2 separate regions of the Homo sapiens genome follow, and region 1 is linked to region 2. The links are chromatin loops, found by intact Hi-C in ENCODE. Cell type or tissue: heart left ventricle. All regions are shown on one strand. Each heading gives the region's core, and the rest is flanking DNA. Links, peaks and the distances in the headings are about the cores only.

Region 1 (11,642 bases), core at 1,745-9,744, 48 kb after region 2:
GGAGCTGGTGCATGCTCAAGGAGTAAATCATGTTCCTTGGCAGCCCCCACTGCTTCGTAATCGTAAAGAATTTAAAGAGAAACCGCCAAGATAAAAATCTCACCAGCCCATAAAGGCATCTTTCACCCTGCAGCTTGGGAGACAGTGAGCCTCAGAGTGGGCTCTTGGCTGTCTGCACCTGTGTGTATGCACCTCCGGCCCCTTGACTCCTCCAGAGGTGGTAATAGCTCAGAAGGTGGCTTTAGGGCCATGGGTACCTGGTCCTTGACTCCTGGGAGACCTCCATCTCCTCACTCAGGAGAGTGGGGTGCTTAAATTTGGTGTAATGCAGAAGTGGTGATGGTGGTGGCTGAGCTAGCTGGTCCCAAAGGCAAAACCCAGTTCTACCAGTGTTAGCTGTGTGAGTTCAGCCAAGTGGCTTAGCCTCTCTGAGCCCTGGTTTCTCCTGTGTAAGGTGGGAATGGCAGTGGCCCTGTGGAAGCAGCATCATGAGGGCTCAGACTGTCTTGCTTGCATCCTGGCCATGGGTGGATCTTGCTTGGTGAACATCATTCTGTGTTCCCACTGCCTTTTCTGGAAAATGGGAGTAAGAACAATACTGGCCTCGTTGTGTTGTCAGGAGGATTAACTGTGTGAGTATGGTCACTGTGGAAGAAATCTCAGTCACCAGGAGCGATCCTGAGGCTGGTGTGCAGGTGAGGGCAGGTCCAGGGGCATGCCCCAAGGAGTCCCAGACTGCCTCACCCCTTCCTCCAGAATTCTAACTTTTGGTAAGGGAGATGGTATTTGGAAAGGACTCCAGGAAGGACCCTGAGTCCTGTGGGGTGGGTGGAGTAGGGTCAGGAGGAGGAAAATTCCTACCATGGGTATCTGGGCAGGCTTCATGGAGGAGGCTGCATCTTGAGCAGGGGAGGGGAGGTTGTAGGGGAGGGAAGAGCTGGAGCACAGGGAGGGTGCATGTGGTGCAGCACCTGGGGAAGAGGACAGATGCTAGATGCAGTCTTGCTTTTGGGACAAGGATGTAGAGTTCTACTTTCTGTTTCTGGTTTTTAAGCTCTTTTTCCTCATGGCAGAGGTACTAAATATGTATTATGGAAAAATTCCAGTGATACGGATGCATTTGGCGGGAGTGATGCCTTGGAAGTAGCTCCCTAGAGACTGGCTCCAAGGCCTGGTTGGGACGCACAGTTGGCTGCAATAACTCCTTCTGTGAATGCTGCTCCAGCTCCTGCCGTGTGTCCTAGGGGTGACCAGACCTGGGCTGCTCACTCAGGCATCTGCAGGGCTGGGCAGAAAGCATGTTTGCCTGGCTTGGCCTGGTGCTATCCTGGGAATCTGAGCCCCGCCTCAAGAAGCCCTGGGAGCTTTGGAGAAGCAGAGAGGATTCCTGCTGCATTTTTCTTAGAAATAGCAAGAGGGCCTTTGCCAGAGGCCTGGATGCCAGAAGGCTATGGTCTGAATCCAAAGCCTAGCTCACGTGGGTGCCAGAGCTTGGCAGGCCTACAGCCCCCCACCCAGCCTGCTGGGCAGCCCCAGGGAGAGGGTGGAGGCCTCCTGGGCTCCAGTCCCTGACCACTGGTCCTGACCCAGCAACGAATGGGGTCTGGGCAGTGGCTGCTGGCCTAGGATTGGGGGGCTAGCCTGTTGGGGAGGGAGTGGGGCTCATCGGGCTGACGGGCTGGGCTGACTTCTGGCACTCTCACTGGGCCGAGGGGAGCACTGGCTATCTGGTGCATCTCTGCAGGGCAAAGACAGACCCAAAGCAACCGGCCCCTCCAGGGATCAGGAAGCCTCAGCTCCGGATCCCCCTTCCCCCACTCTTCTTCCTTCCTTCCTCCCCCTACTCCCCCTTGCCTCCACCCCTCCCTTTGCCACCCCTCTTGGCTTCCTACCCGGACATGCTCTTTCCTCGGACGTCTCTGTACCCAGCCAAGAGCCTTGTTCCTTCCCACTTGGGGCTCGGTGCTGATGCCCTCATTTCCCCCGGCCAGAGTCCACTGCCTCGTGTGTCTGCTGTTCAGCCAGCACGGTTGCCTTCTAAGGGTCATACACTACAATTGGCAGAGCGGCTAGAATTTGGGAGCCCTTTGGGCTCCTACAGCTCCAAGGCTGAGTGGCTAGCACTCCAGGGGGCCTCTCCCAGGGCTGCCTGTATTGCCATTTTTATCAGCGCCTTCCTGGCTGGGCCTGGGGCCTGTGCGGAGTGCTCACTGCCTGCCCTTGACTGGCTACCTGCTGAGTCCTGCTGAGGTCCTAACCCAGCCTCACTGCATCCTCCAAGGCTGACCCCAAGCATGCACCTGTCTGCCCTGTGCCTCGGTTTCTCCATCAGAATGTTGGGGAGGGGCTAAGACTGTCTGGAACATCCCGGGAATCTCTGGGTGGGTGTTGTGAAGGGGCTGCAGGGACCGCAGGAATCCGAGGAAGGCCGCAGAGATGGGGGCTGGGCCCAGGGGAGGGGGAGGGTTTTGACACCCACCAGCCTGTTGGTCCCATCTTGGCCTGTCTGTCTGGGTGATTTATCAGAGTAAATGAGCCATGGAGAGTTTGTTGTCTTTTGCAGTCATGGGGAGGAGGAGGTGGTGGAGGAAGGAGTGAGGGGTTTCCGGGCCAGGTCTGGAATGTGGGAGGAGGAGGTGGGTCCCCCGGGGGCCTCTGAAACTGGAGGCACTCACTGAATGGCCTTTTCACTCTCCCCACCTGAGAAATGAATCAGTGCAGCCCTCCCCTTCAGAACAATCCCCTCTTTCCATCCCCTTCATACTTCTTGGGGCACATTCCTGTGTGATCTGCTTGTCTGGTCATCTTCTCCCACCCCCTGCTCAGGACCAGGTCTCTTGACCACAGTGTCCTTCCAAAGCTGAGCCGGAGCCCTGACTTGCCCAGCTGGTGAATGCCCAAATGTGTTCTCACAGGCAACCATGCACACTGTTAAGTTCCAAGTGGGACGTCTAGGCCTCTGGAACTACCAGCCCAGGCCTAGGATGGTCAGGTGCATGGACCATGGGGAAGGCAGGGGTCAGTGGAGGTGCCGAGGCCGGAGAGACCCCATCTGCTGGGACAGAAGGTCCGAAGTCATTGGGTGTCCTTCGGGGATGAGGCATGGATCCCCTGGTTCCCGGCTGGCGAGTCAGGGAGTGATCCTGCTGCTCCGTCACTTCTGGCTTTTCCTGGTTTGAGGCTGAGCTGTGCCCTCAGCCTATCCTGTCCTGGGCGGAGTAGGTGAGCACTGGGGCGGAACGGGCGTGGGAACAGCATGCCTGGACCTGCTGGCCCCAGCCCCCTGCCCCCTGCCCCCAGCCTTTAGTCACTGAAATGGGAGGGAAGTGTACAGTGGCGTTTTGGCCCAGCTGGGCTCTTTACCCCTGTACGGTGTTTACTGAACAGCTGGGATGTTTACAGTAGCCCTTGCAAAGGGGCCCCTCGTTGCAGGGGATTTCCCATCTTGAGGGTCCCACTGGGGCTCTTCTGACCTCACCAATTCCCTGCACCCCTGGGATAGATGTGTCAGGGATACAGAGACCATAACCATCTCCACCTTACCAGAGCCAGTGGTGCCTGTCCCCTTGGCCTCTGGCCTTCGGTTCCTCTGCTCTGGAGGAGCCAACATTTCCCACCACATTTCCTAGAGTGGCAGCTCTAGGTGGTGAAATACGGTAACTGGGTCCCCAGTTCAGACATTTAAATTAAATTCAATCAGAGCGGTTATTGAATAAAAACACGCGGAGTCATTTACATGTTAATTATGTTGAATGGACTACTAGACCATAATTAGTTGCTAATTGGGTGAGAGTGGCTGTAATTGGTTTTGTTGGCACCAACCTGGCTCACCTACCTGGGGGGAAGCGGGGGTTGGTGTGGATGGCTCCTAGGGAGGCCCTCTGGGTCTCCAATCTGGAAGGCCTGGCTAGAGATGCTATGCGGGGGCAGATCTCCAGGGGCTTAGGGTCAGAGGAACCTGGAACCTCTCCCCAGGGAGGGTGCAGCTGGGGTCTGGCTTCTAGGGTTCCCATCCAGAGCATAGGGGGAAAAGGGGGAACTGGAGGAGCTACCCCAGATCAGCAGTGATAGTCTCCCCTGCCCAGCCCCATGTGGGACCTGGGCTTGAACAAATGGTAAGTGCCCAAGAGTGGGTCTGTGGGAGCCCAAGGCAGGCGTCACTCAGGTGTGTCTCTGCACATACTGGGCCCTGGGTTGGCCTGATCAGGGTGGCGTTGGGGTGTAAGTGGGTGTGCCAAGCAGGAGGAAGGTACGTACAAAGGCATCTGGGCCTCCCTGCCCCCCCGCTTAGCTTGGCTGGGGTTCCCGGGGTTGTAGGTCTGTGGCCATGGGCTGAGGCCTTCCGGCTGGCCGCTCATTAAAAGAGGATTAGGCTGAGAGCCAGGGGGCCAGCCCAGTCCCCAGGCCTTCCTCTGGGGCTCCTCACAGCTTTGGGGGAGTGATAAAAGGGCCGGGGCCACCCCTTCCTGGATCCTGTGGGGGTATCCGGTAGGGACCACCTGGGCCCTGCCATGCCTCTTGCCGCCACTGCTACTATAGCCTTGGCTACCTCAGTTTCCCTCCTCAGAAGGTCAGGAGGTCTGTCTTTCCGGTGGGTGAAACACTGACAAAGACCCAGGCTGGTGCCTCCCCTTGTCCCCCAGTCCCATCTCTCTTCAGCTCAGGGATTAGGGCTGCACTGGCTCACTAGAGGTCAGAGGTCTGAGCTAGGCTGCAGGGATCTGTCTATCATCCCCAGTCCCCATCACTGCTGGGGGAGGTGACGCTGTCAGTCAGGGCCTGCTGCTTTGTGGGGCTATAACCAAGGGGGCGGGCTGCCCACCTCTGCTCCAAGACTCCTCTTTTTGCGGCAGCCCACACCTCACTGCACGCAGACCTGATGTCCTGGAGACCAGCAGCAAGGGGTAGGGGCTGCCCACTTGGGGTCTTCGGGTGAGGGCTGTGGACACGCCTCCTCAGTGCCTGTCCTCACCTGCCCGCACCTTTAAAGTAAGGTATCACCAGCTGCTTCCCAGATATGAGGGACCGGGGGCCCCCAGGACCCAGCCCCGTGTGCCTTGAGAAGGTCCTGCCTCTGGACCTGTGCCAGGCCGCTTTGGGCTGGGACCCCAAGTGCTTGATGGCCATGAGAGAGTCCTGGAGGCCAGGAATGGCTGCGGAAATGAGGTGTCTGATGCCAGAAAAGGCTCTTCCTTCCCGATGATGGGAAAATCCTTCCCGGATGTCACCCCTCCCAACCTGTGCCCAGCCTGGGTGAGAGTATGGGGGTGGGGAGCCCTTCCCAGGAGACAGCACCCAGGCACACCACCCTTCCTCCCCCTAAGGTCAAAGCTTATCTGGGCTGGAGTCCTGATCCCCACAGAACCCTTGATTGTGCCCAGCCCCTCCCTCAACATTGCCATGGCATTCGAGGAGGCATGGCGCTCCTGCTGCCAGAGCCGGGCGTGGGACAAGTGGAGCAGATGTGGGGATTGGCCTTAGGACATGACCAGGCTGGGTCTGCATCAGCCCTGGCCCCCACTGATGCCACCTCAGGTCCCAGGTTCCTTTGTTCCTTCTGTCCCAAGTCCCTGTCCCTTAAGGGAGCTGGGGCCTGGTAGGATCTGGCACCTGCTGATGGCAGGTTTTGGAGGAGGATACCCAGGGCTACTTGCCCACCCCCTGCTCTGACTCAGGCTGCTTGGAGGAGTGAAGGCTCCCAGTTCCTTTGCCTCATGGTGGAGTGGGGAGCAGGGGACAGGACACCCTGTGACCTGGGTTGAGTACCACTCTCCTTTGGGCCTCAGTCTTCCTGTCTGCAGCTGGGGGTGCAGGGCTGTCACAGGGCTCCTTGTTTCCCTTTTCACCTACAGTCTGGCATGAGTGGGGTCAGAAGTCCAGCTGTGGGTTGAGAAGGCTGGAACCTTACACCTTCTTTGCTCTGGGACCCGGGGAAGTTCCCACCCCTCTCCACCTTGGTTCCCCTCTGGTAGGCTGGGTTTGGATGAATGGTTTGGGATTTAGCTCTATTCCTGTGGGTTGGGGATGGGGTAAGGACACACTGGAGTTGGGAAGGCTGGAGCTGAGTCCACAGGTTGCCTCTTCCTGCCTTATAGCCCTCTCTGCTCCCCAATCTAGCACTAGGAAATGGAGTAGCTGGGGTGGGAATGGGGATGGATGCCCTACAAGAGATAGCGACACGTGGAAGCCTGCTTCCTTGGGGAAGGACTTGGGACCTCATTCCACTCTCCTTTCCCTGAAAGGCAGAGACACCCATGAAGGATGGGTTGGGGGAAGACCTGAGGAATGCCAGGCCGTGAGCCTCTCTCTGAGATCAGAACGGGGTCACTGATCCTCAGGGTCACTTTGAATATCAGTACCAGGAGGGCCTGAGAGATGGTCTAGACTAGAGAATGAGGCTCAGAGAGCGAGAGTGCCCCCAACTCAGGTCATGAAGCTCACCCAGAAACTCAAGCCATAGCCAAGGATCCCTGATCCTGGGTCCCACCCCTTCCCCACCATGCGCGACCTCCTGGGGCTCCCCCTCCCCCCACACTGTTTCCACAGTGACCAAAGCGTCACGTCCTGTGACACCAGAGCCATTGACGCCATATCCCGTGGCCACTGGGAGGGGTCCCGCAGGTCCTGAGTCATGTGCCCTGTCCACGGGGAGCGAGTCACCTTCCGGCCCTGGCCCTCCTGGCAGGCAGTCTCTACCACCAGGACTGGCTTCCCCTGGGCCTCCCCCTCCTTCAGCCATGGACCTAGGTGGGAATCCCACCCCCATGCACTCTGGCATGTCACATCCCTTCCCTGTGCCCTGTGCCCTTGGTATTGTGAGCACAGGGCTTTGTGCACAGCGGGTGTTCGATAACTGAGCAAGGGGCTCCCTCCACCCCCACCTCCACCCAGGGGCAGACTGGGGGCAGCAGGCAGAGAGGGTCGAGGCCAATCCTCTGCCCCTAAGCTGGGACTCAGTTTCCTCATCCTCTGAGTGTTCTCTACGGCCTTTCTCACAGAGGGAGCTGGAGTTTGGGAGTGCTGGGGCTTTGCAAGAGGGTAGGGGACTCGGACTTGGGCCTCGGGCTCTGGGAGTCTTGGTGCAGGGTTGATATTATAGAGGCCCAAGGCTGCGCAGGGTTGGAGCTTGGGGATTATGGCTGATTGGGTTCCTGGGGGCTTAATGGCTGAAGCTTCCCCTTACCCGGAGTGCCCGTGTCTGAAGGCGCCCACTTAAGCCTCTAGCCCCTCCCCCTGCCATTGCCCCCAAAGTGCCCCCTAGCCCAGGGGATGGGTAAGGGCATGACCGAGCCATGCCCCCAGCCAGGGTATAAATAACCCCTGGCGGGCTGTCCCAGCCTGGGGGGGCTCCACTGGCAGCCCCACTTCCTCTCTGGCCACTTCCCAGCCCTGGGGGTGGGGGAATGTTTACTTTCCTGTTGTCACTGTGGGTGAGCAGCCAGGCGGGTGAGCGGCCAGGCGGGGGACTCCGAGTGGCCCAACAACAGGTGCGGGACAGGTGCCTGGGCCGCCCTGCCCAGGACTTCAGAGGCGCCGCTGGACAGGCGGGTGAGGCCATCGCCAGGCAGGATCGGCCCTTTGATCCCTCGGCGTCCCTGCGTCCCAGCGGTTGGCCAAGGTCATCACCTGCATTCCCTTGTCACCGCATAGTCAGGGCCAGGCAGGGCAAGACCTTTCCTTACCCACTAGTTTCTCAGAGTGAGGTCCTGGGACCAGACATGGGCTCTGGGTCAGCTGGTGGAACCCCCTGACCCCAGCCCACCTCTGCCCCACCTTCAGGCTGTGTCTAGGGCCTCGGATCCCAGCTGTTCTCCCCCTCCAGGTGCCTTGGGGCCTGGCCCAGGCCTCTCCCTTGACTGCCCCACCTGTGAAATGGGTTACCAGCTGGGGAGGGGAGATGAGACATGTGTGACCCCCTTGGTGAGTGCCTCATGTGTGGTAGGACATGTGTGCGCCATGTGCATGCCTGTGCCACGTGTATACATGCATGCACTCTTCTGTGTGCTGCTATCTTAAGCCCCCTGTGTGTGTGAATATTCATCATCCTCATTACAGTGTTCCCTCTTTTGCTGAGCTAAAGATAGCTGGGGGTGGGTGGAGAGGGGGCTTGCCAAGGGGACCCCTCGGCTCTCCCTCCCCTTGGAGGCAGGTTCCCAAGCTTCTAGGAGTCCTTTGTCTGTCATTGTCTGAGCCCCCTCCTGTCCTTCATCCTTAGGAAGGACTTTTCCCCAGCATCCTGGAGTTGGAGGGGCCAAGGCTGCTGGACTCATGCAAAAGGGAAACTAGAGGACCCAGTTGAACCCTGCCTTTAGCCCCAGGGTTGTAGCTCCAGGGAGAGAGCCTCTTTCCCAGAAATGACTGTCCTGGCTCATTCAAGGTGGCCTGAGAGTTCCACCATTAGCAGCCTTATAGGGTCTGGGGGAAGCTGGGGTCCGTAGGGCAGTGTGTCCAGCAGGGCTTTCTGGTCTCCTGGCTAACCTGCTTCAGACCAAGTGAGGACCTTGCTGTGCACCAGCTGTGCCCTCTGCCTGGTGGGCAGCCAGGGTAAGAACAGGGCATCCAGGCTCCATGCCAGAGTCTGCCGGCTGTCCCAGATATACCCGGTCACACCCCTATCTGCTCATTAACCCTTTTAAGCCCCTGTGTGAAGCTGGCCCCACCCTGAGCGTGGGAGCATTAACCCCCACCTGAGCAAAAACTCTTTGATGCTGTTGCGTACCCTGGCCCGCACCTACCGCCCTTTCATTGGGACCCAGAGACTAGCTAGGGCTGTCTATGAATCAGGGGTTTAGCTTTGGGTGTGGCGCCTTCCCTGGCCTGCCTACCTGTGCCACTTTGTCCTCTCAGTCTGTCAGGGACTGGAGAGGGAGCTGAGAAGGATCCAGGAAGGGGAGCTGGAGGTTTAAGACCACTGTGTGGGCTGGGCACAGTGGCTCATGCCTGTAATCCCAGCACTTTGGGAGGCTGAGACAGGTGGATCACGAGGTCAGGAGTTCGAGACCAGCCTGACCAACATGGAGAAACCCCATCTCTACTAAAAATACAAAAATTAGCTAGGCGTGGTGGCGGGCGCCTGTGATCCCAACTACTCAGGAGGCTGGGGCAGCAGAATCGCTTGAACCCGGGAGGCGAAGGTTGCAGTGAGCCAAGATCGCGCCATTGCACTCCAGCCTGGGTGACAGAGTGAGACTCCATCTCAAAAAACAAACAAACAAAAAATAAGCTGGGTGTGGTGGCTGACGCCTGTAATCCCAGCTAGTCAGGAGGCTGAGACAGGAGAATCGCTTGAACCCAGCAGATGGAGGTTGCAGTGAGCCGCAATCTCGCTACTGTACTGCAGCCTGGGCAACAGAGTGAGACTTGATCTCGTAAAAAGAAAAAAAGAAAGAAAGAAAAAAGACCACTCTGTGGTGGGGGTCCTGAGGGGAACCTCAGGGCCTCAGTCTCCCCTTTATCAGAGGGGGTATGGCTGGATGGTTTCCTGAAGGTCCTAATTGGTGCCCTGCCCTCCACCCACAGAGCTGAAGGCCACAGGCACCGCCCACTTCTTCAACTTCCTGCTCAACACAACCGACTACCGAATCTTGCTCAAGGACGAGGACCACGACCGCATGTACGTGGGCAGCAAGGACTACGTGCTGTCCCTGGACCTGCACGACATCAACCGCGAGCCCCTCATTGTAAGGGCTGGCCCTGATGTGGGACGTGGGGTGGGCACGGAGCCCCAGGGCTCAGGGCATGTCCAGAAGGCTGCACCTTCTGACCCCCCTCTCTGCAGATACACTGGGCAGCCTCCCCACAGCGCATCGAGGAATGCGTGCTCTCAGGCAAGGATGTCAACGTGAGTTTGGTGGGATCCACAGGTGGGAAGGGGGAATCCACAGGTGGGAAGGTACTGCCCCCAGTGAGGGGGCAGGCCTGGCCAGGGCACCTATGCAGCCTTCCCTGTGGCCCCAGGGCGAGTGTGGGAACTTCGTCAGGCTCATCCAGCCCTGGAACCGAACACACCTGTATGTGTGCGGGACAGGTGCCTACAACCCCATGTGCACCTATGTGAACCGCGGACGCCGCGCCCAGGTAAGCCCCAGCCACCCTGGCCCTGTGCTGCCCCCGCTGGTGGCTGCATCCCAGGGTCCTGATGGGAGGAGGGGCTTCAGCCCCAGCCCTGCCACTTCCGAGCCTTTTGACCTTGGGTGAGTGACTTCTTTCACCTCGCTGAGCCTCAGTTTCTTCACTTGAAAATGGGGCTAACCGCTGCCTTTCTCACAGGTCGGTGTGAGGAGGAGGCAGTGAGCTAAAGCTCCCAAAGCTCCTAGCACTGTGCCTGGCACATAGTAAGCACTTGCTCCATATGTGGCAACAGCTCTCTTGGCTATGCCTGTGGACCGTGCCCCGACGGCCGAGCCAGAGGGCCTGGTGGGGGCCTTGCAATAGGAGGCTGGACCCCTGGGTCAGCTTCTACCATGTGGCCTGGGGGAGAGCTGCCTTCCACCCCCAGGGCCAGGGTTGTGGGGAGCTGCCCCTTCCCCAGCTCTGCCCCTTCCTGCCTGCTTCCACCCTTTTCCATTTCCATGTGGGCATGTGTGTGAGCTGGCGTGAACTTGTAGGGCATGTGTGAGAATGACTGGATCTGAGGGGCACCTGTGTGTGCAGGTGTGTGCCAAGCCTGTGTGTATGTATGTACACACGCATAGACGTGCTCTGGGGGGCCCACGTGTTCACGTGTGTTCCTGGCCTGTGTGGTGTTAGAGGCTGGCAGCCCGAGCCCGCTCCCCCAGCCCCTGCCACCCCCAGCTCTAACCCCTGTTCCTCGTCTTCTCAGGCCACACCATGGACCCAGACTCAGGCGGTCAGAGGCCGCGGCAGCAGAGCCACGGATGGTGCCCTCCGCCCGATGCCCACAGCCCCACGCCAGGTGGGCCTCATCCCTCCAGGCCTTTGCCAGGCAGCACTGCCTCTGAGCGGAACTCACCCTGGGCCTGCACCTGAGGCCAGCCTCCCCAGGGCCTCCCCTCTACCTCTGTGCCCACACCCTGTCCCCACCCCTTCCCCTGAAGAGCCCTCAGGCTCAGAAGGCATGCCCAGCTGGACTCATGTCAGCCTCAGTGTGACCCCTGCAGGCAAGAAATAATGAAGCCGCCAGGTGGGGAAGACAGGAGCCCTGGGGACAGCCATGCCTTAGCCCTCAGAAAGCATGTGTGTAGACACACAAGAGCACACACCGGTGTGGATGTGGGCCTTCCTCACTCAGCACCCAGAGTGGAAAGTGGCACATGAGTGCAGTCTGACACCTTACTCCCAGGTGTTCGTGCCCCATGCCTCCCATGAGTCATCTGTGGACACAGGTGTCCTGCACACTCATGTGCTTGGGGCGCTCTTCTCCCGTGTGGTATCTGTCCACTAGTGATGACCTGGGTCTGGGCTGGGAGAGCTGGGGCTGGGCAGGGGCGGGCAGGGGGGCAGGGGCTGCCGGTGAATGACAGAGCATGTTTGTGGTGGGGAGTGCAGAAATGCAGGATCGTGTGGATTCTGTGTGTGTGTGTCCATGGTGTGAGCAGGCGGTTCCGTGTGCTGGCGGTGATATGTTCAGAGCTGTGTGTGCACCCTTGTGTGTGCAGGAAGTCACGTGTGCAGTGTGTAGC
Region 2 (11,642 bases), core at 2,197-10,196:
TGGCCTGGCCAGGGAAGCCTTCATGGGCAAAGAAGTGCGCTTCAAATTAATCCCAAGGGACAGCAGGACGTGAGGTTATTGCAGGTGATATGAAAGGAAGGGTGGGCAGGGCATGGCAAGCAGATCTGGGAACAAAGGCAAGAGAGAAGCCTGTGACACAATAATGGGCAAGCAGTTAGTGCTGGTGGTTGGGGCAGGTTGGCGGCCAGGTGGGCAGGGATTTAAATGCAAATAGAGGCCTGTGGTTTAGAAATGAGCAAGTGGGTTTGAAATCTCCCACCTGAGATATTTCTGAAGTGTTTGTAGTTAAGGCTTTTGCTTTTCTTCTCCCCACACCCTTCCTGCCCTACTATCTATGGTTCCACCTCCCCAGCGACTGCTGAACAGGTCTCTGGAAGCCTCCTTGATGTTGGAGGTATGCCTTTCCAAATGTTGGAGGTATGCCTGTCCAAATGCTGAGGAGAACGGGCAACTCTGCCTTCCTCTTCGCAAGCTGTACCCACTGCCCAGTGGGCTGGTTGAGTAGCTTGACAGAGGGTGGCTAATTAAATAAAACTGCTTGTTGGAGACATAGTTCTGCCCCTGGTTCCACACAATTCATATTTACAAATTTAACATTTCAGATATGACTAGGTATGATGATGGGAACAAGGGAATTTGGTATTTCAGAGCAGTCTAAAAAAAGCATTCTTCAGATTTAAAAATACTTGAGGGGATAGTTTTGAATAGGTGCATTAGACGGTTACAGGTTGAAGTCTGTGAACATTTCCAGCAGTGTTTTTTCTCCCATGTAGATGAAATACCGAGACCGAGCTGCAGAAAGACGGGAGAAGTACGGCATTCCAGAACCTCCAGAGCCCAAGCGCAAGAAGCAGTTTGATGCCGGCACTGTGTATGTGATGTGCACATTTTCCAGTTCGTAAGCTGGGGCCCTGGCTGTTTTAAGTAACTGTGTGTTTGCCACTGGCAGGAATTACGAGCAACCCACCAAAGATGGCATTGACCACAGTAACATTGGCAACAAGATGCTGCAGGCCATGGGCTGGCGGGAAGGCTCTGGCTTGGGACGAAAGTGTCAAGGCATTACGGCTCCCATTGAGGTAAGCAGTGGGGTCAGGTCTTGATGTTTGCCAGGCTTACAGGCCGGTTCCAGAGATGAGATCAGAGCACTCATAGAGCCTGGGAGCCAGGAGCAGCTTTACCTTAGCATGAAGGGGCAGATTACAGGCATGAGCTCACACCTGTAATCCCAGCACTTTGGGAGGCCGAGGAGGGTGGATTGCCTGAGCCCAGAAGTTTGAGACCAGCCTGGGCAACACGGTGAAACCCCGTCTCTACTAAAATACAAAATATTAACTGGACGTGGCAGCGTGTGCCTGTAATCCCAGCTAGTCAGGAAGCTGAGGCAGGAGAATTGCTAGAACCTGGCAGGAGGAGGTTGCAGTGAGCCGAGATCACGCCACTGCACTCCAGCCTGGGCAACAGCGACTCTGTCTCAAAAAAAAAAAAAATTTAGTAGGGTTTTCACCCATGATAAGAAATCTTTAAATTGATCAGAGCCCACATTGAGGCATCATATCCCAGGATCGGAGGCCCCTACCCACTGGCCTTCTAGGCAGGAGCTCCACCCGTAATTGCCCCTGCTCTGTCCTGGGAGCACAGCTTAGGTCAGACTCTTGTAGACCATGTTCATCCTGTTTATGTGAGTTCTGCTGACATTGAGCTATCCTGTATAATGTGTGCCTGTAATTACCATACCTTTCCCAGACCTTCAGAGGAATACTTTGGGGCCCTTTCCTAGGCGTGGATGCTTGCTGAGCAGGCATTGAGGGGTGGGTGATTTGCTTCATCTGCCTGTGTTCCGTAGCCCATTTTATTCCTCCAGTCCTTATACTTGCTCCTGGTCTCTTCTGGAGAAATCCTTGTCTTCATATACAGTTTTCTCTCTTCTGTCTCCTGGTGGGTGGTCCTGCTGGGTAAGGAGTGGGCATGGTGAGAGGTGGAGCAGCCCATACCCTACCTCCCAGCTGACAGTCTCTGTGCTTTCCCAGGCTCAAGTTCGGCTAAAGGGAGCTGGCCTAGGAGCCAAAGGCAGCGCATATGGTTTGTCGGGCGCCGATTCCTACAAAGATGCTGTCCGGAAAGCCATGTTTGCCCGGTTCACTGAGATGGAGTGAGAGAGAGAGAGAGAGAGAGATGACAAGGAGCACAAGAAGTGGTCCATCTCCCGAATTCGCTGTTACCGCCTGTCTCTTTAAGGGCATGCCTTGTGCTGTTAATAGATCTTAGGGTGAACCACTTCATTCTGCAGGGTTCTCCCTCCCACCTTAAAGAAGTTCCCCTTATGTGGGTTGCCTGGTGAATGGCCTTCCTTCCCGCCAGAGGGCTTGTGAACAGACCGGAGAGGACAGTGGATTGTTTATACTCCAGTGTACATAGTGTAATGTAGCGTGTTTACATGTGTAGCCTATGTTGTGGTCCATCAGCCCCTCACATTCCTAGGGGTTTGAGATGCTGTAGGTGGTATGTGACACCAAAGCCACCTCTGTCATTTGTTGTGATGTCTTTTCTTGGCAAAAGCCTTGTGTATATTTGTATATTACACATTTGTACAGAATTTTGGAAGATTTTCAGTCTAGTTGCCAAATCTGGCTCCTTTACAAAAGAAATACCTTGAGAAATGGGTGTCCTGTGTCTCTTTATTCTTGGGTGGGTAGGTGGGTCAAGCATGTCTGAGCCAGTCAAGCCTGGTGATGAAATCAGTTTATTTCTTGCCCCCATCACCACGTTCTGATTGATTGATTGATTGATTTTGAGGCAGGGTTGGCCAGGCGTGGTGGCTCACACCTGTAATCCCAACACTTTGGGAGGCCGAGGCAGGTGGATTGCCTGAGGTCAGGAGTTTGAGACCAGTCTGGCCAACATGGTGAAACCCTGTCTCTACCAAAAATACAAAAAAATTAGCCAGACGTGGTGGTGTGCACCTGTAATCCCAGCTACTCGGGAGCCTGCAGCCTCGACCTCCCGGGCTCACGCGATTCTCCCACTTTAGTGTTCCAAGTAGCTGGGACTACAAGCACATACCACCATGCAGGCTAATTTTTTAATTTTTTACAGAGATGGGGCCTCACTCTGTTGCCCAGGCTGGTCTTGACATGTTCGGATTTTTAAATTCAAGAGTTTAACATGTTTTAGCCGGGCGTGGTGGCTCACGCCTGTAATCCCAGCACTTTGGGAGGCCGAGGCAGGCGGATCACCTGGCGTTGGGAGTTCAAGACCACCCTGACCAACATGGAGAAACCCGTCTCTACTAAAAATACAAAATTAGCTGGGTGTGGTTGGCCTGTAATCCCAGCTGCTCGGGAGGCTGAGGCAGGAGAATTGCTTGAACCCAGGAGGCGGAGTTTGCAGTGAGCCGGAGGTCGCGCCATTGCACTCTAGCCTGGGCAACCAGAGCAAAACTCCGTTTCAAAAAAAAAAAAAAAAAAAGTTTAGCATGTTTTAAAACTCTTCATGGAAATCATGGTAACTTAGTAGCTTTTCTGCTAAGACCAAAGTGACCATGAGTGCTTGCACCTCTCTAGTTTCCACAGACTTTATTCCACACATGCCGGAGTGTGGAGTTGTCACTGCTCTGCAGGGCAGATCCTCCCTGCTTTTGGCCATGATACAGGTGATACCTGGTCCACCCTCTGCTGCGATGGAGAAACTGAGGAGGTCATCTCCCCCTGGCAGCACTCCACTCACTGCATCTTCTCAGCTGCTAAGGAGGTCCTGGGGGCATTGGAGAGTTTTCTGTTTTGAATGGGTATTTCGTCCTCAGCACTCTTCCACAGGGCAGAGAACATCATTTTGACCCAGAAGACCATGCCTGACCAGGTCAGGAAGTATACCTGGATCTCAGGCTGTTCTTGGGACCAGATGATGTGATGGGTTGCTCACATTGCCAATCTGGCCAAACTGAGTGCTTAAGCTCCACAGATTGGGCATGCAGTTAAGGTGGCCTTTTCTCTGCAGTTTACTTTTGAAGCTAGACTTGCTTTTGTGGGTGGTCACGTTTTCCTCTTTTCGGGCAGGGCGTTAAGGAATAGAAAATGCTCAGGAGGTCCTCACCCTGGCCTGTAGGGTAGTGCCTTGGAGAAGCTGAGCCTAATCACAGCTCTGGCTAGGGAGAGGTGGACGCAAATGCAGAAGCCCCAAGCCTGGGTTTCTGCAGAGTAAGGCTTGGGAACTTCACAAATGAGGGCCCAAGCGCCCAGAGCTGGGGTGGAGAGTGTGTCACAGATCTGGTCTACAGAAGTTGGATAAGAAACTGGCCTCACCTCCAGAGCCCTCACGGCATCAAGGGTGATGCTGGTGTTCCTCGCACCTGAGCAGCAGTCCTGAGTACCCTAATTAGACCCTTTTGACATCCGGCCCGGAAAGCTCTTCCAGGTGAGCATACCCAGAATAGGATCTGGGAAGCTCTTAATTATATGTACCCAGCTCAGCAAAGGTTGGGTGGAAGCGTCTTCCCTAGGGGAGCCATGGCCAGGCATTAATAGGAGCCAGCCCTCTAGCAGCCTCAGATTGACTTCCCAGCACCCGGAAGGGCACCTCAACCTGTCCCACACTGCTGGTGCTTAGAGTTACCTGTCAAAGCTGCTCAAGGCTCTCCCATGTGTGCTGTGGACCACGGCATCTGTTGTCAACACCAGCGTGGCCTTTCCTATGAACATGAAGCTGAGGGTTCCTGTGAATGTGAGGGTCTGAGCCAGCTCCTCAGAGATGGAGGCTCCCTCCTCTGGCCTCACCTGTTACCAGCATACCTAGCCAGGTGACTGCAGCCTTCACCCTGCATCTAAATTGATGGCCCCAGTCCTTGAGGTTTGACAGGCTGTTATCTTGGGCCCAGGTATCCTGCAAGACCATATTTGGGTGATCCTTCTGGTTTGGAAGCACTAGGATCCCAAGCATCCTCCTGACTGGCCCATCAGGGTTTACTCCAATCCCAAGCCCGGTTAAATGTGCTGTGTGCTGCCCATAGGGCCACCATTCCTCTTAGTCCTGTGTGATGTTGAGATGCTGTGAGAGTAGTGCAATCCTCTCAATCAGGGGAACCCAAATCTTGAATTTGAACGGTGCTCTTACTGAACTAGAAGGAGCCTCCAAGGATTCCCAAGTCCAGACTGCCCTTGGCTGGGACAGCTGCTACAACGTGCAAGGCTTTGAGGGCCGTCCAGGAGCAGCTGTCATGGCTGTGCATCAAACAAGTTTCAAAGCCCAGATGAGCATCCCGGCCTGAGCTAAGCTCCCCAGGCATGCATAGTCTGGCTGGGGGTCTCAAGGGCGCCCAGATCCCAGCCACCCCGATTCCGGAGGAATGAATGCCCTCAGGGACAGGTGGGGTGTGGGGGAAGATTGCCCACAGTCGATACTGGAGGAGGGTACTGTGTTGTTGGTGGCCACCAGGTGGCAGCATTCCATCATCTTTCCAGCCAGGCTGGTATAGGTGGTGGTAAGGAGAGGACTTCCCACCAAGTCCTGAGGTACTGGAGGTTCCCAGGGGCTCTCTCCACGTCTCTGGGACTCAAGGAGACCTGGCTAGAACTTCGGCCTTGAAACTTTCTGGAGTCAGGCAGGTGCCAAGTCTGCCTGCCTTGCAAGTTCCTGAGGGTCTCTGACCCCCAGGGACCCCCTCTGGCTAGATGGGGAAGTCGTCCCCACAGCGCCCAATGGGGCAAGAGCCAGGCTGACCCTGTGCACAGTAGGCACTTCCCTCTCAGCAATTCTTTCTGACCCAGGTAAATAATTTCTGCAGTCGATAAAGTGCATTTCTGCCTCTCACTCCCTTTCCCTACCACGTGCTTATTGACTCACAGAAGCACTGTTGCTAGAGCATCAGATTCTCAGCTTCTGTCCCTACAGCCCATGGGGAGTTGGAGCCCAGCTTGTCCAGGGCTCCCAGATGGAAGCAGGGGATGCCTGTAGTCCTTCACCCCAGTCTCCCAGAAGGTGGCAGGAGGGAGGTGGACTCATGGACTTGGGTTAAGGTCAGAACCCTATAGGGTGGGCCACACCCAGCCAGACAGAACTTTCCAGCAGAAGGTATGAGCCAGGGGCAGGGCCCTCCCATCCTGCTTAGTCCAAGCTGCACTGCCATCCCATTTAAAGAGGAAACTGAGATTCAAAGCTGTTGCTGGACTGGGCTGCTGCTGGCAACTGCTGCCCCATCACCACTCCAGTGCAGTAGAATTGGGTCTCACCTGCAGGTACAAGGTTGAGGTCCAGCCCTGGAGTGAGCTGGGTCTTGGGATGCCTCCCAGTGCCCTGAGGAAAGAGGAGAAAGACAGGGAGAGGCAGGTGAAGACAACCAGAGGCAAAGTGAGGCCTAGAGGATGCTGGAAAGAGAAGCTGGAGGAGTCTGCAGCAGCCACAAGGGGACGGAGGAGGCTGAGGGGGCAAGATAACGTGGGATGGGGCCGCCAGGTCTAGAGGAGTTGGTTCTGCGCTACCCACGGGTGCTGAGATAGGCCTCTGATCTTGGGGTGAATTCTGCACACCAATGGGGGAGGCCGAGGCAGGTGGCCAAGAGAGGAGGGGCTAGGGTGCCTGCTCGCGTCCTCTGCTGCTTTTATGTGCAACGGAGGCTCCAGGAGCCCCTGGCTCTCAGCTCTGGGCGGGCATCACCATCCTGAGTCTGGCTGGACAGGAGCTATTTGAGAATGATTCATGGATGTAATTAAGCCTCCCCCCACCATCCCCTAGTGTGGGCCTGGAACAGGGTCAGGTGCAGGTGTGGGAGCCCTGCCCAGCCTGTCCTGCAGGGTTGGGTTCAGCCTAGGGCCCCCTGGCCCAGCACAGCCTACCACCACCTAAGGGCGCCTAGCCTCAATCTGTAAGACCTGGAGCAAGACAGGGCTGAGCCCAAATCCTGAGAGGCACCAGAGCTGGGGCTTCTTCTCCTTCCTCTTACTCCCCAACTCCTGGGCTGAGGAGCCATCCTCTGCACTCATAAGCATGCCATGTGTACGCACCCACACGCAATGCAGGCCAGCCCTCAGGCATCCGGCTGCAGCAGGCAACATGCATGCTTCCCCATCACCCTTGACATTTGAGGTGGCATTACATCCAGATCCTGCAGACCCCCTCCCTGGTTGGTGTGTGAAGCATGCACACTTGTGCATAACCCCACCCAGCCACTGGCATATAGAAGAGCACACACAAGCCAGACACATTAATGAGCAAGTGTGCAAGTGAACCTGGCTCCTGAGGGGGCAGGAATCAGATGTTCTTGCTACCCCTGAGGAAGGAAACCTGGTCTGGCAGCCTTCTGTGAAGGGAGAGGGAGCCCCCAGGGTCACAGCGTGGCAGAGCACAAGCCGCCACCCAGCAGGCACACCCTTGTGCACACAATGTCATTCTGAGGCTTTCCCCTTTTCAGGTGGGTGGATCTTGGGGGTGTCCACCCAGAACAGGCTTCTGAGCTCACTGAACAGGTCCAAGTCTGCCAGCCATGGCTCAGCTCACTGGCAGAGCTGGAGAGGGGAAGGGAAGACTGAGGAAGGGGCATCATGGTCTCTAAGACTGGCTCAAGGTTCATTACCTTCCCTTCTAACACCTGCAGCCATACCTGCAGTGAGGACAGGAAGGAGAGGGAGCAGCCTCTCCTGTTTCCCTGACAGACTGGGAAGCTGAGGTCCACACCCATCTCATCCAAACCCAGGGCCCCAGTCCCCGATCCAGTCATTTCCATGTGCTGGCATCCTATTAGCTCTGCCATCCCCTCCGCCTGGAAGGCCCTAGGACCTGGGCCTGCCACCCTGCTCAGGTTAGGAGTGTCCAGAAGCAGCTGGGCTCTGCCTCCTCCCTCCACCGTGAATCCCTGAAGACTGGATGGATCTACCTTCCCCCAAGCACATCGGCGGCACCGGCTTGGCTGGGCCTCTCCTCTTATGGCCGGGAGCCCCAGCCCCTTAGCCTCTACCAGACAAACTGAGCAGCACACGTGCCCGAGCCGCCCCCAACCCCGCCCTGGCCCCGGCCCAGGCCCCGGCCCCGGCCCCGGCCCCACCCCCACCCTGCAGATTTTTCTGGTTCTTATTAATGTAAATGAAATGAAATCTGCTCAGAGTGTCCTTAATGGAAAGTGTTCCTGGAATTTGTGCACACGTGGTGGGGGGGGGGACACCCTGAGATTAACTCTTGTGCAGCCAGACCCAGACTAGTCAGGCTGTGGTGACTGGGGCTGGGGTGGGGATTGGTGGGGACCAGGACATTCACTCATCCCCTCCCAGAACTGTGTCCTGACAACATCAAGGATGGCACAGGCTCATCCATATTCTACCCTCTGCCCTGGGACCAGCTGGACAGGTCCGGAAGTGCCTCAGAGCCTCAGGGGAAGGAGATCTTGACAGGAAACAGGGAGTCCTGGAAGGCCTTGATCAAGGAGGAGGCTGGCCAAAGACAGGGGCATAGGGCTGGAGGGGAGAGTTGACAGACTATGCATCTTGTCCTCATCTGGCTCTACCCTGATTTTGAAGGGGGACCCAGGCAGACCCTGCCTCTCTGGACCACCCTACACAGAGAAGGCCCAGCCTCTGAGATCCCCTCCCCCAGCCCCTGCCCACCGCACTCCTGAAACAGATCTGCCAGGATGCTCATCTTCATGACTATGGGACAAGAAGGGGGAGTTTGAGACCCCGGAGTGGATGCCCAGGGCCGCTGGCTGCAGGGGATGGGGATGGAAGAGACTGGACCGAGCTGCTGCGTGCCCACCCCCCGTCCTGCCGCTGTGTCCTCCCCACATCTGGATGCTTGTTCTGGCACAGCCCCCAGCCTGGCCCAGCGGAGCCGCAGCCGCATTCTGCTGCCTCGTGGCCAGGACAGGGATGTCTGCTTCATTGGCGGGGGTAGGGAAGAGTCTAAGATTTCAATTTCTCCCAGGTGTGGCTCAGTCTGGAGGGTGCCTTGGGGAGGCTGGCTCAGAGGCCGGCACCTGGGGCGGGGGGTGTGCAGAGGGGGGGAGGGGGCCACCAAGGGGGTCTCAGGGAGGAAAAAGGGCTCAGAGTGGGAGGTCCGTGGAAGGAGACAGGGGCTCTGTGAGGGGCAGGGGACTCAGGGAGGGGGGTTAGAGAAACAGGGGGCTTAGGGGGCAGGAGCTCCAGGAGGAGGGCTGGAGGGGCAGGAGGTTTGGGGGGTTGGGAGCTGAGGGCTCAAGAAGAGGATTGAGGAACACGGGGCTTTGGGAAGGGGGTTGAGGGGGCAAGGGGTTTGTGGGGGTTGGAAGCAGGGGCTTGGGGAGGAAGGTTGGAGGGAGAAGGGACTCAGAATGCGACTGACTTCACTGGGGGACAATGGGCTGCCAATCCTTCCACCCATACCGGTCAGGTGGCTGGGGGAGGGGCGCTGACCCACTTAGCTGCCTCTCCCCCAGGCTTCCACTAATGAGCGCTCTGGGCTTTGGGAGGCAGCCTTCCCCGCCCAGGCTGTGCCTCAGGCCATCCCTTCCCCCACAGCCCCTCATTATCTACTGGGGGTGTTCATTAGCTCAGGCATCCCCCCTTATCTACAGCTGCGCTTGCCTGTGGCAGTGAGGAGGAGGCCCTAGGCCCCAAAATGCACCCTCTTTGCCCCTAGTTCCACTACGCCCCCAGGACTGGGGAAACAAAGGCTACCAGATTGCTGTTGTGCAGCTCAGCTCTGAGCAGAGCTTTGATTCCACCTGTGGGTCCCCCAGCATGCCAATGAGGGGGGTGCTGTGGCGAAGCTCACAGGAGAGCTAGAACCCAGGTGCTGGCAGACTTCCCATGGGAAGTCTGCTCTGCTCACCCCAGGGGCTTCCAGTACCTGTGATCAGGAGTCCCATTCGGCAAGGAAAGGGGCTCACAGAGGGTGAAGTCCTGGATGTGTGGGGAGCACAACTCTGAGGGATGCAGAGTAGGGGGCAGCACAGTTCTGGGGAGGAAGGTGTGGGGTCAGAAGGGATGGTGGGAAGAGGGGAGAGGGCCCTATGGGGCATGGCTTCTCATGGACACAGCTCTGCAGGAACAGACAGCGCATCTGCAGGAGCGCAGCTCTGGGAGGGCGATGTAGGGGGAGCACAGAGTGCGGGCACCATCTGGGGGAAGGATGAGGGTGGGGAGCACGGCTCTCGAGGATGTCCTATGGGAGGACAGTCCAGGGAGAAGCCCGCCTGTCTCCCACAGCCTTGGCCTCTTCGGACTCCTCCCCCACATTCCTGGAGTGCATGGGGAGGTTGGCTTGCTGGATTATGCCCAAGTCCCTGAGGCTCCCTCTGATTCTGTCCCGCTGTCCATCTGTCCTCCCTCCCCAAGGAGCCCAAGGCCCAGGTGGCACTCTCCCCTCACAGTCCCCTCATTAGGGATGGGCTTTGAGATCCTTCGGCAGCATCTGCCCCCACCCCCACCCCCATCACCAAGCCAGCTGCAGGCCTGGCCCCTGGAGCCTGATAAATATTTATGATGAGATAAGCATGATAGGCCAGAGCCCAGCCCAAACCTTTGTCCTGGGAGCAGAAGACTGAGGCAGGACTTGAGCTTCCAGAGGCGGGCTGAGTCTCAGGGCTGGGGTAGGGGGAGGCCTGACTGTGTAGGTCTCCTGGGCTCTACCTGGGAGGGGGTCGGGATGGGACAGGGCTCAGGAGCCGGGGATCCTGAAGGGGCTGCCTCCAAGGTGCCACCCTGGCCAAGGCGGCTCCCCCCTACCCCTTGCCCAGCCTGTTTCGATGCTGCCTGTCTGCACTGCACGGCTGGGTCTGTTGGGACAAGGCCAGCTGGCCTTCTGTACTTGCTGCCACCCTGGCTTCTGACTTTCTCCAGGTCTTGGTGACTTCAGGAAGCTCCCAAACCAAGACTACCCTGACCATTGGGTCTGGAGCCAGGCTGGCAGGAGGGCCACCTTGGTACCCCTCTGAGGTACTGAGGTACTCCAGCCTCCTTGCTATAGGCCCCAGGGCTCTCCTGTCCCCAACCTAGGACAGGTTCCCATGGGCCGGCCCACCTTCCCCTCCATTTATCCCCTAAATATCTCCCCCTCTAGGTGCCAGAACCAACAACAGGAGGGTCTGGGCACTCCATGAGCAGGAGGCCGAGTGCTGCTGCAGGGAGGGTGACACTGTCCTCAGCGGGCCTGAGCATTAGTAGGCTCTGTACCCCAGTGCTGGCCACATCCTGGACCTTCATGAGGTTCGCTCCCAAGCCAGGGCAGGGTCACCTCTTAATACACACACACACAGCCAGCTCTGTCACGTGGGGAAAAAGAGAGACCAGAGGAAGAAAGCAGCCAGTGTGGGGTAAACAGGCATCGGGGGAAGGATACATGTATGTCTCCCAGGCTCTCGGCCAGTGGAATGTGGGTAAACATTGGTGCTCTCAAGACATAATATTGTCCTTGGGTCGTGGATGTATACATGGCATCTAGAACATGATGAAATATGATACACTAGGCTGGGCACAGTGGCTCATGCCTGTAATCTCAGCACTTTGGGACGCTGAGGCGGGTGGATCACCTGAGGTCAGGAGTTCGAGACCAGCCTGGCCAATATGGTGAAATCCCATCTCTACTAAAAATACAAAAAATTAGCTGGGCATGGTGGCACATGTTTGTAATTTCAGCTACTCAGGAGGCTGAGGCAGGAGAAT

What was found. Hi-C counts contacts between places; a loop is a spot of excess contacts. Peaks named below come from ENCODE experiments on the same cell type or tissue, not always from the same donor. Only the 100,000 strongest peaks of a DNase experiment are listed, where the experiment ranks them.
Region 1: a loop joins it to region 2, with 2.9 times the contacts of the local background. A loop is called at or near these places in 91 of 110 quality-filtered maps.

The regions. Positions count from the first base shown.
Region 1 is chr3:50,164,274-50,175,915 of GRCh38, forward strand. SEMA3F (semaphorin 3F) reads left to right here. Exons shown (of 19, transcript NM_004186.5): 3 at 9,520-9,680; 4 at 9,779-9,841; 5 at 9,958-10,077; 6 at 10,823-10,915. Among named protein-coding and RNA genes, the nearest start is that of SEMA3F-AS1, 14 kb to the left of the region's middle. RefSeq lists enhancers at 2,617-3,231, 3,163-3,457, 6,091-7,064 and silencers at 3,163-3,457, 5,465-5,675. In heart left ventricle, for the core only: no CTCF peak of the experiment used is centred there; DNase peaks (open chromatin) are centred at 1,988, 3,128 and 6,618; H3K4me3 peaks cover 458 bases; H3K27ac peaks cover 5,623 bases.
Region 2 is chr3:50,116,280-50,127,921 of GRCh38, forward strand. It overlaps RBM5 (RNA binding motif protein 5), which reads left to right. Exons shown (of 25, transcript NM_005778.4): 23 at 795-892; 24 at 971-1,100; 25 at 2,052-2,742. The coding sequence ends at 2,177. It overlaps SEMA3F-AS1 (SEMA3F antisense RNA 1), which reads right to left. Exons shown (of 4, transcript NR_135301.1): 3 at 6,246-6,309; 4 at 1-1,969. Among named protein-coding and RNA genes, the nearest start is that of RBM5-AS1, 21 kb to the left of the region's middle. RefSeq lists enhancers at 4,019-4,897, 4,898-5,775, 6,761-7,261, 9,285-10,274. In heart left ventricle, for the core only: a CTCF peak has its summit at 5,444 (motif pointing right); DNase peaks (open chromatin) are centred at 5,462, 7,022 and 10,162.